Linked DNA regions of Homo sapiens: all the other regions are linked to region 1. A link is a contact called in ENCODE Hi-C or POLR2A ChIA-PET data. All regions are on one chromosome and are shown on one strand. The core of a region is the stretch at or near the end of the contact, and the rest is flanking DNA. Distances in the headings are between cores, read along the strand shown.

The links. Hi-C counts contacts between places; a loop is a spot of excess contacts on that map. ChIA-PET counts read pairs that join two places held with the same protein, here RNA polymerase II (POLR2A). Pooled maps may share reads with other maps.
Region 2: a loop to region 1 is called in a pooled map, with 2.2 times the contacts of the local background. The contact joins two enhancer-like sites. A Hi-C loop is called at or near these places in 2 of 168 maps with a recorded cell type or tissue (OCI-LY7 and right cardiac atrium), 1 of 37 single-sample maps with no recorded cell type and 1 of 50 pooled maps. POLR2A ChIA-PET finds 5 or more read pairs at or near these places in 3 of 52 experiments (HCT116, Panc1 and activated CD8-positive, alpha-beta T cell).
Region 3: a loop to region 1 is called in a pooled map, with 2.7 times the contacts of the local background. The contact joins two enhancer-like sites. A Hi-C loop is called at or near these places in 2 of 168 maps with a recorded cell type or tissue (CD8-positive, alpha-beta T cell and prostate gland) and 2 of 50 pooled maps. POLR2A ChIA-PET finds 5 or more read pairs at or near these places in 15 of 52 experiments (A673, GM12878, HEK293T and 11 more).

The regions. Positions count from the first base shown.
Region 1 is chr11:46,098,665-46,101,553 of GRCh38, forward strand. The region is part of intron 1 of PHF21A (PHD finger protein 21A); the gene reads right to left. Among named protein-coding and RNA genes, the nearest start is that of PHF21A, 21 kb to the right of the region's middle. Within about 2 kb of position 1,360, at least 5 of the 41 ENCODE cell types and tissues checked have a DNase peak (open chromatin) inside an H3K27ac peak, as active enhancers do; they include A673, where a contact is called at or near this core.
Region 2 is chr11:46,313,829-46,316,717 of GRCh38, forward strand. It overlaps CREB3L1 (cAMP responsive element binding protein 3 like 1), which reads left to right. Exons shown (of 12, transcript NM_052854.4): 9 at 2,458-2,557. Among named protein-coding and RNA genes, the nearest start is that of DGKZ, 32 kb to the right of the region's middle. Within about 2 kb of position 1,440, at least 5 of the 41 ENCODE cell types and tissues checked have a DNase peak (open chromatin) inside an H3K27ac peak, as active enhancers do.
Region 3 is chr11:46,241,985-46,244,873 of GRCh38, forward strand. No RefSeq gene overlaps it. Among named protein-coding and RNA genes, the nearest start is that of LINC02710, 24 kb to the left of the region's middle. RefSeq lists enhancers at 442-1,375, 1,376-2,309, a cis regulatory region at 1,062-1,944 and a silencer at 1,388-1,597. Within about 2 kb of position 1,432, at least 31 of the 41 ENCODE cell types and tissues checked have a DNase peak (open chromatin) inside an H3K27ac peak, as active enhancers do; they include A673, where a contact is called at or near this core.

The sequences.
Region 1 (2,889 bases), core at 110-2,609:
ACTCAAACTCTATCTTAATAATCAGTTAACCTCAGGACTAAAACTCTTGTCATTAACAACAAAAAAACAACTCAGGTATCTATAAGGCATTATAAAAGAGTTTGAGCTTATTTTGGTGTACAGGGATTTAAGGAAGTGCCTCCTATTAACACTAATGGGAGTTCTGGGTGTAAACCATAAGCACCAAGGAGGAGGATCAACGCCCAGCACTGCATCTGTGAGAACCCTTTCTATTGCACTAACTGTAACTACTGGGAGTTGTTCGCTCAGAAATGGGATAATAGACCCAAATTCCTATGTCTCTAAAGCACAAGATAATTCAAATAAAAGTCACTAAGAAAGGTCAATGCTAGATACCAGATTTTAAAAATAAACAAGAAGAAGTTAAACTAAAAGAACAACACATTAAGAAAATTTTATAAAATAGCATCAACATACACAGAAGAAATTAGTGAATTGCTAGAGAAAAATATCTCACACAAAAATAAATTCAACAAGATTAAAACAACCAAATTTTAAAAAATTAAAGCACAGTAAACCCAACTATAGCCAGAAGCTTATCCAGAGAAACACATGCACACAAAACAAAACTCAACTCCTCCCTGATGGAGCCCTCAGTATACTACAGTCCTTGCTTTAAACACAGAAGAAAACTCCTGCTGCATCGATAGCCAAGAATAATCAGAGTACTTCCAGATAAATGGACAGTGATCACAAGCTGCCGAGGATGAGCAAAACTAACTAAATAAAAATTATAGCACCTTATTGTGTTCCATCCTGCCTCACTTCTCAATATAGCACTGCTGTACTCACTAGGCTGGAAAATGAGCAGGTGCCTTTCAGGCTATAGAAAAATTAGACACACACACACACACACACACACACACACACACACACACCCTAAACACAAACACAAACACAAAGGGAATGATACTCTTTCACTTGAAGGGGCTTAAAAAATGCAAGGCTTTGCTGCAGGCCTAGAAAACTCAGAGTAGGCCTTACCGAAGAAGTGAGAAAAAAGCCAAGCTTTATTCCAAATCCACATTTCAAGCACTAAAAGAATTAACATTTATTTCAGTTAAAAGGTTTTGGCAACAATCCATTTTTTAAAAAGGAAAGAGAAATTAAGATTTTCCCTGTTTCCAGCCTGAAAGAAAATTAGAATCTCTTCTCTCTGACTATACAGGTTTAGCTCCACAACACAAATAAAAAAGAACCCTGACTTTAGGCCTAAAAACTAAAAATGGTTCCATACAATTTACATTTTTTAAAAAATCTTTGTAGTCCAACATATTGATCCTTTCTCACCACTGCTATCCTTAATGAACATTTATCTTTTTATCAGTACTTTGAAATGTCAATGAGAAGTGGAAACAGCTACAATACACTGGGAATTTTAACTTTTGAAACAAAAACCACAAAGAAACAGGAGTCTGAAACATGCCTCAATCACGCTGATAAGTAAGTAGTCCTAAAACTTGAAAGTGAAAGCAATACAGACCTCAAAAAGAAGTTGTTTGCTTGATATTAATGCTAGCCTTTAAGACCAAAAATATGTTATGTTACAGAAGACTGAAATCAGGGCTTCCATTAACCTTGTTTAAAAAAAAAAAAATCCCATGAGCATGGACTTTTTTCCTAAGTCTCTTCATCAGAGCAGCATGGGGTCCCATTAGGCACCCTATTTTACTTCCACCTTATAAATAACGTTAGCTATTTGCTATTTCCATGGAAACCAAGTAGAGAGAAACCCACTTAAATGAATACCGGTTAAAAGAATAAGTTTTATTTTAGAAAGGTTTTGCTGCTATAGGCGAACTCTTCTGGGGAATACCACAAAGTCTTCTTAAGTATAATTTTTAAAATATATATCTTTGGTGTAGAGGGAACTTATTAAAGGTCCTGTTAAGTAAGTATACTCCTTGCACTAAATGATAGATGCCAAATAACATCATAACATTAAAGACACATTTTCAATGCACAGGGGTTTACATGCACAACTTTCACTGACTATGCTTCCCCATGCATTGAGATGGAATAATTACACCTGTGGGTCTAATTTAAACTAATGCAACCAAATAAATTCAGAAATAAGTCTACCATTACCTTGTAGTGACTCCTAATGAACACGCCCCACAACTGCAGACATATGTACAACTTACAGTGCAAAGAAGAGCAAACAAGGGAGCACATAGCAAGTTTCTAACCACTGTTACCACGTCTAAAGATAGCAGGTAGTCAAAAGTCCCTCCTTGACAAACCATTTTATAAGTGAAACAAGCATTCCTTAACCAATACACACATTTGGGTTAAATAGAAATAGAATATGCACAAGAAGGAAGTGCGGAACAAGACTTGTGACCTGCAACTTTAAGCTGACTTATATATTGTCCTGCTTATGCTAAGAAATGGTGGTCCATACAACCATCACAGACAGGAAAGTGTACATAAAATAAAATGCAACTCCTAAGAACACAAGCTCAAAACTAATAATCTCAGAACTTCTAAAAGCAGGAGTAAGAAAAGCTAAAATCTGTCCAGCAGGCATCGTTCTTCACTAAGTTAGTGGTGGCTCAGACATCTTCAGTAAGTTAAAAGACAAATGAAAATATTATCCTAAAAGGGATTACCAGTATTAAACTAACAATGTATGAAAAGAACATTCTCATACACATTTTTCCTTTGAGTATACCAATGTATCTAACTGTAGTGCATGTTTTGAAAACACAAAGTTACTTTCCTGTTATGTTTTACACACTATAAATAAAGATTGGCAAAATGCTGGTAATTGTTAGTTAGGGAATAGGTACGTGGGGTTATATTATTCACTCTATTTTTATAAATGTTTTTAAATTTCCATAAGAAGAAGTTATTTAAAATCCTATA
Region 2 (2,889 bases), core at 190-2,689, 220 kb after region 1:
ACGTCAAGTCACAGCTCTGGGTTCTTACGCTGCTCTGCCATTTTTGTGACTCTGGAGAAATCGTTAAATATCTCTGGGCCCCTGTTTCTTCGTCTAAATGGGGATGATAGAAACATTATCTCATAGGGCCAGGCACAGTGGCTTACGCCTGTAATCCCAGCATTTTGGGAGGCGGAGGCGGGCAAATCACTTGAGGCCAAGAGTTCGAGACCAGCCTGGCCAACATGGTGAAACCCCCATCTCTACTAAAAATACAAAAATTAGCCGGATGTGGTGGTGCATGCCTGTAATCCCAGCTACTCAGGAGGTTGAGGGAAAAGAATCACTGGAACCCGGGAGGCAGAGGTTACAGTGAGCTGAGATGGTGCCACCGTACTCCAGCCTGGGTGGCAGAGTGAGACTCTGTCTCAAAAAAAAAAAAAAAGAAAGAAAAGAAACATTATCTCATAGGATGGATGTGAGGGTATTAATAAGATCCTGCGAATAAAGGATCCAGCCTGATGCTTGGCATTTAGAAATGTGCAATTCATGTTAGCTTTTATTCTTCTTTCATTATTTTTATTTATTTATTTTCTTGAGATAGGGTCTCACTCTGTTGCCCATGCTGGAGCGTAGTGGGGTGATCATAGCTCACTGCAGCCTCAAACTCCTGATTCTCCCCCCTCAACCTCCTAAGTAGCTAGGACCACAGGCGCACACCACCACCCCTGGCTAATTTTAAGTATTTTGTAGAGACGTGGTCTTGCTGTGTTGCCCAGGCTGGTCTCCAGCTCCTGGACTCAAGCATACCTCCTGCTTTGGCTCCCAAAGTGCTGGGATTATAGGTGTGATCCACTGCACCTGGCCTTCTTTCATTATTTTTACTTTTTTATTTTTATTTACTTTTTTTTTTTTTTTGAGACACAGTCTTGCTCTGTCGCCCAGGCTGGAGTGCAGTGGCACAATCTCGGCTCACTGCAACCTCCGCCTCTTGGGTTCAAGCAATTCTCATGCCTCAGCCTCCCAAATAGCTGGGATTACAGACGTGTACCACCACACCCGGCTAATTTTTGTATTTTTAGTAGAGACAGGGTTTCACTATGTTGGCCAGGCTGGTCTTGAACTCTTGACTTCATGTAATCCTCCTGCCTCAGCCTCCCACAAGTGCTGAAATTACAGGCGTGAGCCACCACACCCCACCATTATTTTCATTCCAAATTCCTGATAGTGCCCAGCCATGAGCCTGTGGTAGGTCTTTAATAATTATTTGCTGGGATTAATTACAATAACCTAGACAACAGCCTTGGTATGCAGCAGGTGCTCAACACAAGACTTTTTCCTTCTTTCCTTCCTTCTCCCCCAGCTTCTCCAGCGGGATCCAGCCACTCCTCTGTTCCCTGATTGGCCTGGAGAATCCCACCTGACCCCCCACCCCACCCCTCTGTCTCTGGCTGGGGTTCCTTTCTGGCCCAAAGTAGGTCCAAGCCCTTGTAGTTATTTCGCCACCTGCTGTACATTGTGGGAACTGCAACCCCTACGTGCCCGTTTGGGTGGAGAGAGATTAAACATTTGCCCACCAAGCCTGTGCTGAACGCATTCTGTATGCACCCAGAAGATTCCACGCTGAGTGGGACCCGGTCCTCACCCTCAGGGAGGCCACAGTTAATAAAGGAGACTGATGTGGAGATATATAAATAAACGAAGTGCCGTGATAAAAGCAAACACAGCAATAAAGCAAAAATGGCTGGGCACGGTGGCCCATGCCTGTAATCCCAACACTTTGGGAGGCCGAAGCGGGTGGATCACCTGAGGTCAGGAGTTCCAGACAAGCCTGGCAAAACCCCGTCTCTACTAAAAATACAAAAATTAGCCGGCATGGTGGCGCACGCCTGTAGTCTCAGCTAGTCAGGAGGCTAAGGCAGGAGAATCACTTGAACCTCGGAGGCGGAGGTTGCAGTGAGTCGCAAACGCACCACTGCACTCCAGCCTGGGTGAAAGAGCGAGACTCTGTCTCAAAACAAAACAAAACAAAAAACCTAACAAAAACAATAGCTACCATTTACTAGACACTCACTACATACCAGGCACTGTGCCAAACAGCTCCTTCTTATCAGCTCAGGGTGCTGGGGGTGCCAGGGAGGGAAGGTCAGTGAAACTGTGGCAGGTGTCGGTTAAGCAAAAGAAGGCTGGCATCTGTGCAGCTGGGGGCAGGCCTTCCCTCCTCCAACCCCCTTGGCCAGGAGCATCACAGGGCAGGCCTGAGCTTCCACAAGGTGACCCAGCCAGTCACCATGAGGCAGGCCCCAGGCGCCAGGCCACTCTGCAGAGGAGCCACGCAGGAGGTGACCTTTCCTATCTTGACTGAAACGGGCACCTGGCGTGGAGGCCAAGTCTGGAGCCAGCCCCCTAGGAGAGCTCCAGGAGGCAGAGATGCCTGCGGGGTCAAAGCCTGCCAGCTGACTGCTGTGCCCTCCTCAGGACCCTGCTCCAGCAGCTGCAGAAACTCCAGACTCTGGTCACCAACAAGATCTCCAGACCTTACAAGATGGCCGCCACCCAGACTGGGACCTGCCTCATGGTAGGTGTGGCTCCCTCCACCACAGACCCACAGGAGGAGAGTTCTTCCCAAGGCTGGCTTTTTCCAGGGTTGGGCAGAGCTTTAAGGATCGGTAACATCGTGGGCAGCGTCCCAGGGTACACCATCCTGGCGCCTGGTGGGCTGGTTCTAGCAGACTCCAGACTCCTTCTCCAAGCCCATGGTGCCTTCTGCCTCACACCGGTCCCCGACTGGTTAACACAGTGTAGATGTGTAGGTGACTCCAGTGGCCCCAGCTAGGGGACAGCTGGGCAGGTTCCTTGAGGAGGCGGCTTCCACAGGCCTTGTGCAGGGAAGGGCTTGGGGAGACTCAG
Region 3 (2,889 bases), core at 182-2,681, 140 kb after region 1:
TCCTGATGGACCTTCAGGAGCAGAACTTGGGAATGTTCTAGCTCCAGGACCTGCCAATGCCGTCCCATCCTTTCCTAGTTGGCTTTCCTTCCATTCATAAGAACACTGTGACAACTGAAATAATTCAGGTCATATTTATGAAACATCTATTACAATGAGAATCCCATAGTGACATAATACTCCACTGTTCACAGGAAAATGCTAGCTAAAACAAACAACAGTGACTGTCTGGCAAGGGACGCATCGAATAATGCTTATGAGTCTTTTGGGTCTTTTTTTTTTTAATCTTGGGATCGAGTGATTGATAATAATGAAGGGGAAGGAAGACATTAGGCCTGTTTTAGTTCTCAGAATTATTCACAGGGAATAGACTTTCACCATCAACACCCTAAAGATGCAGAATGCTCAAGGTAAATTGCCAGTTTTTGTCTTTCTGGAAAATCCATTAATACTGAATGATCTTGGTCTTGACCCATTCCAAAAAAAAAAAAAAAAAAGAGGATTGAGCCATGGGATTCAGATTATGTCCTTGAAAATCCCTTTAAAAACTAGATTCCAAATCAGTGCTCTCATTCTTCTTGAATATCCCACCCACCAGCTTAGCTTGTCCTATCCCTTCTAGATACAGCATTATTTTCTCTCTTTGAGGAAGAATGGCCCAGAGGCCGGAAGAGTGAGGGAACGTAAGAACGACTTTTCCACTGACCTGAGTTGCTAAAGCCATTTGGACCCAGAGAACTCATTGTATATGTGTGCTGCTCAATATATATGTGTGCATGAATTTGTGGTTGTGCATTTTCTGGCTAATATCCAAAGTCTTCATAACAAGGGGCCTGAGATACGACAAAAGGAAGACCTATGTGTCAAGGACGTGTGTCCACCCACCAAGAAGTTCTGGATGCCCAAAGGGGCTCCTAGCTCAGGGTCTGTGTGTCCAGCTGCTGGGGTAAAGAGATTTGGAAACCACTGAACATTTCTGCTGGGATCCTTCCAAACCCTTTTGGGAACCGGCAATAGCACTTGTCAGGGGAAATTAGTTCTGCACTTTCACAGAGTGAGAAATTCCTCAGGGGGCATTCTTGTACTTGGGAAGAGAAATCGAACCCAGCTGATTCCTTCAGGGCCCTTGCCATTAATAAAGCAGACGAAGTCCAGTTCAGTTAGTCCCGCCTGGGTCAGGGCGTGGAGTGAGGACAGGAGCAATGGCGTTCAGGGAATTTCACCTGTGGCTATGGCCCTCCTCTGATGGGTGCAAGCTTGATATTTTAGGGGATCGCGTTACCGGCATGTAAACACCGTGAGTGACAGCCAAAGCTCCCAGGCGACCACAGAGGATCTCAAACCCTTCCTATCTTCCTAGAAACCCTGGCAGCCCGACCGGCTGCTTGCTGTCTGATGCAACAGTTTGCAACGCTGTTCTGGGAGTTGAGTCCTGCTGCGGGGCGCCGGGAACCGGGCCGACGCGCATGCGCGGGCTGCGGCCCCGCCCCAAAGGGCGGAGGGGGAGCTTTTCACCAGATGTGCGGGGGGCGGGGCCGGTCGGCCAGGGAGACCTCTGGCAGCTCGCGCCTGCGATCTGAGCTTAATTAAACTTCTCCCGAGGCATTGGCTGACTGATTGACCCAGTGATCCAAAAAAATCAGAGAGGCCCAAATCTCCCCAAACGCACCGGCAGAGCGAAGTTGGGAAGTTGGCTTCGGTTTCCAGACTTGGGCCTTTGGATTCGGCGTCCCTCTCCTGCGCCCCCGATCCGCAGCACTGTCCAGGATCCACAGCTCGGAAGCACAGTCAAGCCTCGCGGGTCTGGGCCCTCACACCACACACTTTCTTAAGAAGGGAGGCATTGTGGCTACGGGGCGGAAAGGAGGCAAGATTTTGATACCTCCTTTGTCAGTATCTCCTCTGCCTCGCTCATCTGTTTTAGGTTTTATGAGCAGGAGACGTCACCGATTATTTTCCAAAATTTTCAGCTGTTCGGATATTGCCTTCACGGTTTGCTTCCATGTCCACATTCCACCACTATTATATATTTTAATAGACTTTTATTTTATTAACTTTTTCTTTAACTTTAAACCGTTTCCCTTTTTTAGATAGCTTTGCCCTAAGCAATAACATTAGCAAAGCTACAGGCTGAAAATAAATTCAAAACTATTAAAATAAAAAATATATATATGGGCTGGTCCGAGTGCAGTGGTGTTTGCAACTAACTGATCACATTCAGTTACAGATTTCTTTCTTTTCTTTTTTCTTTTCTTCTCCACTCACACTGCTTCACTTGACCAGCCATATATATATATATATATATATATATGCTAAATTGTCTCGTCTACCACATTTGGTGAAAAACTCTGGTAATTGCTGGACACAATGGCTCATGTTTGTAATCCCAGCACTTTGGGAGGTCAGCCAGCCTGGGCAACATGGTAAAACCCATCTCTACTAAAAACACAAAAATTAGCTGGGCATAGTGGCGCGTGCCTGTAGTCCCAACTACCGGGGAGGCGAGGTGGGAGGATTGCTTGAGCCCGGGAGGTTGAGGCTGCAGTGAGTTATGATGGTGCCACTGCACTCCAGCCTGGGTGACAGTGAGACCCTGTCTCAAAAACAAACAAAAACTCTGGAGGTAATACTACCTAACATATTGAGTGATTGTCAATGTCTCAGGCATTATTCTAAGCACTTTACATGTTCTTACTCCTTATGACACCACAGAAGGTGGATGTTGTTTACATTTTAAAGGAGAAAAATGAGGCACAGAGAGGTTAAGTAACTTGCCTAAGATCACAGAGCCAGGATGCAAACTCCACTAGCCTGTCTCCAGAGCCTACATGGCTGCCCTATCCAAGGAGGACCCACAGTTTCTCCAAATCTTACCCCTCTTTCAAGGCC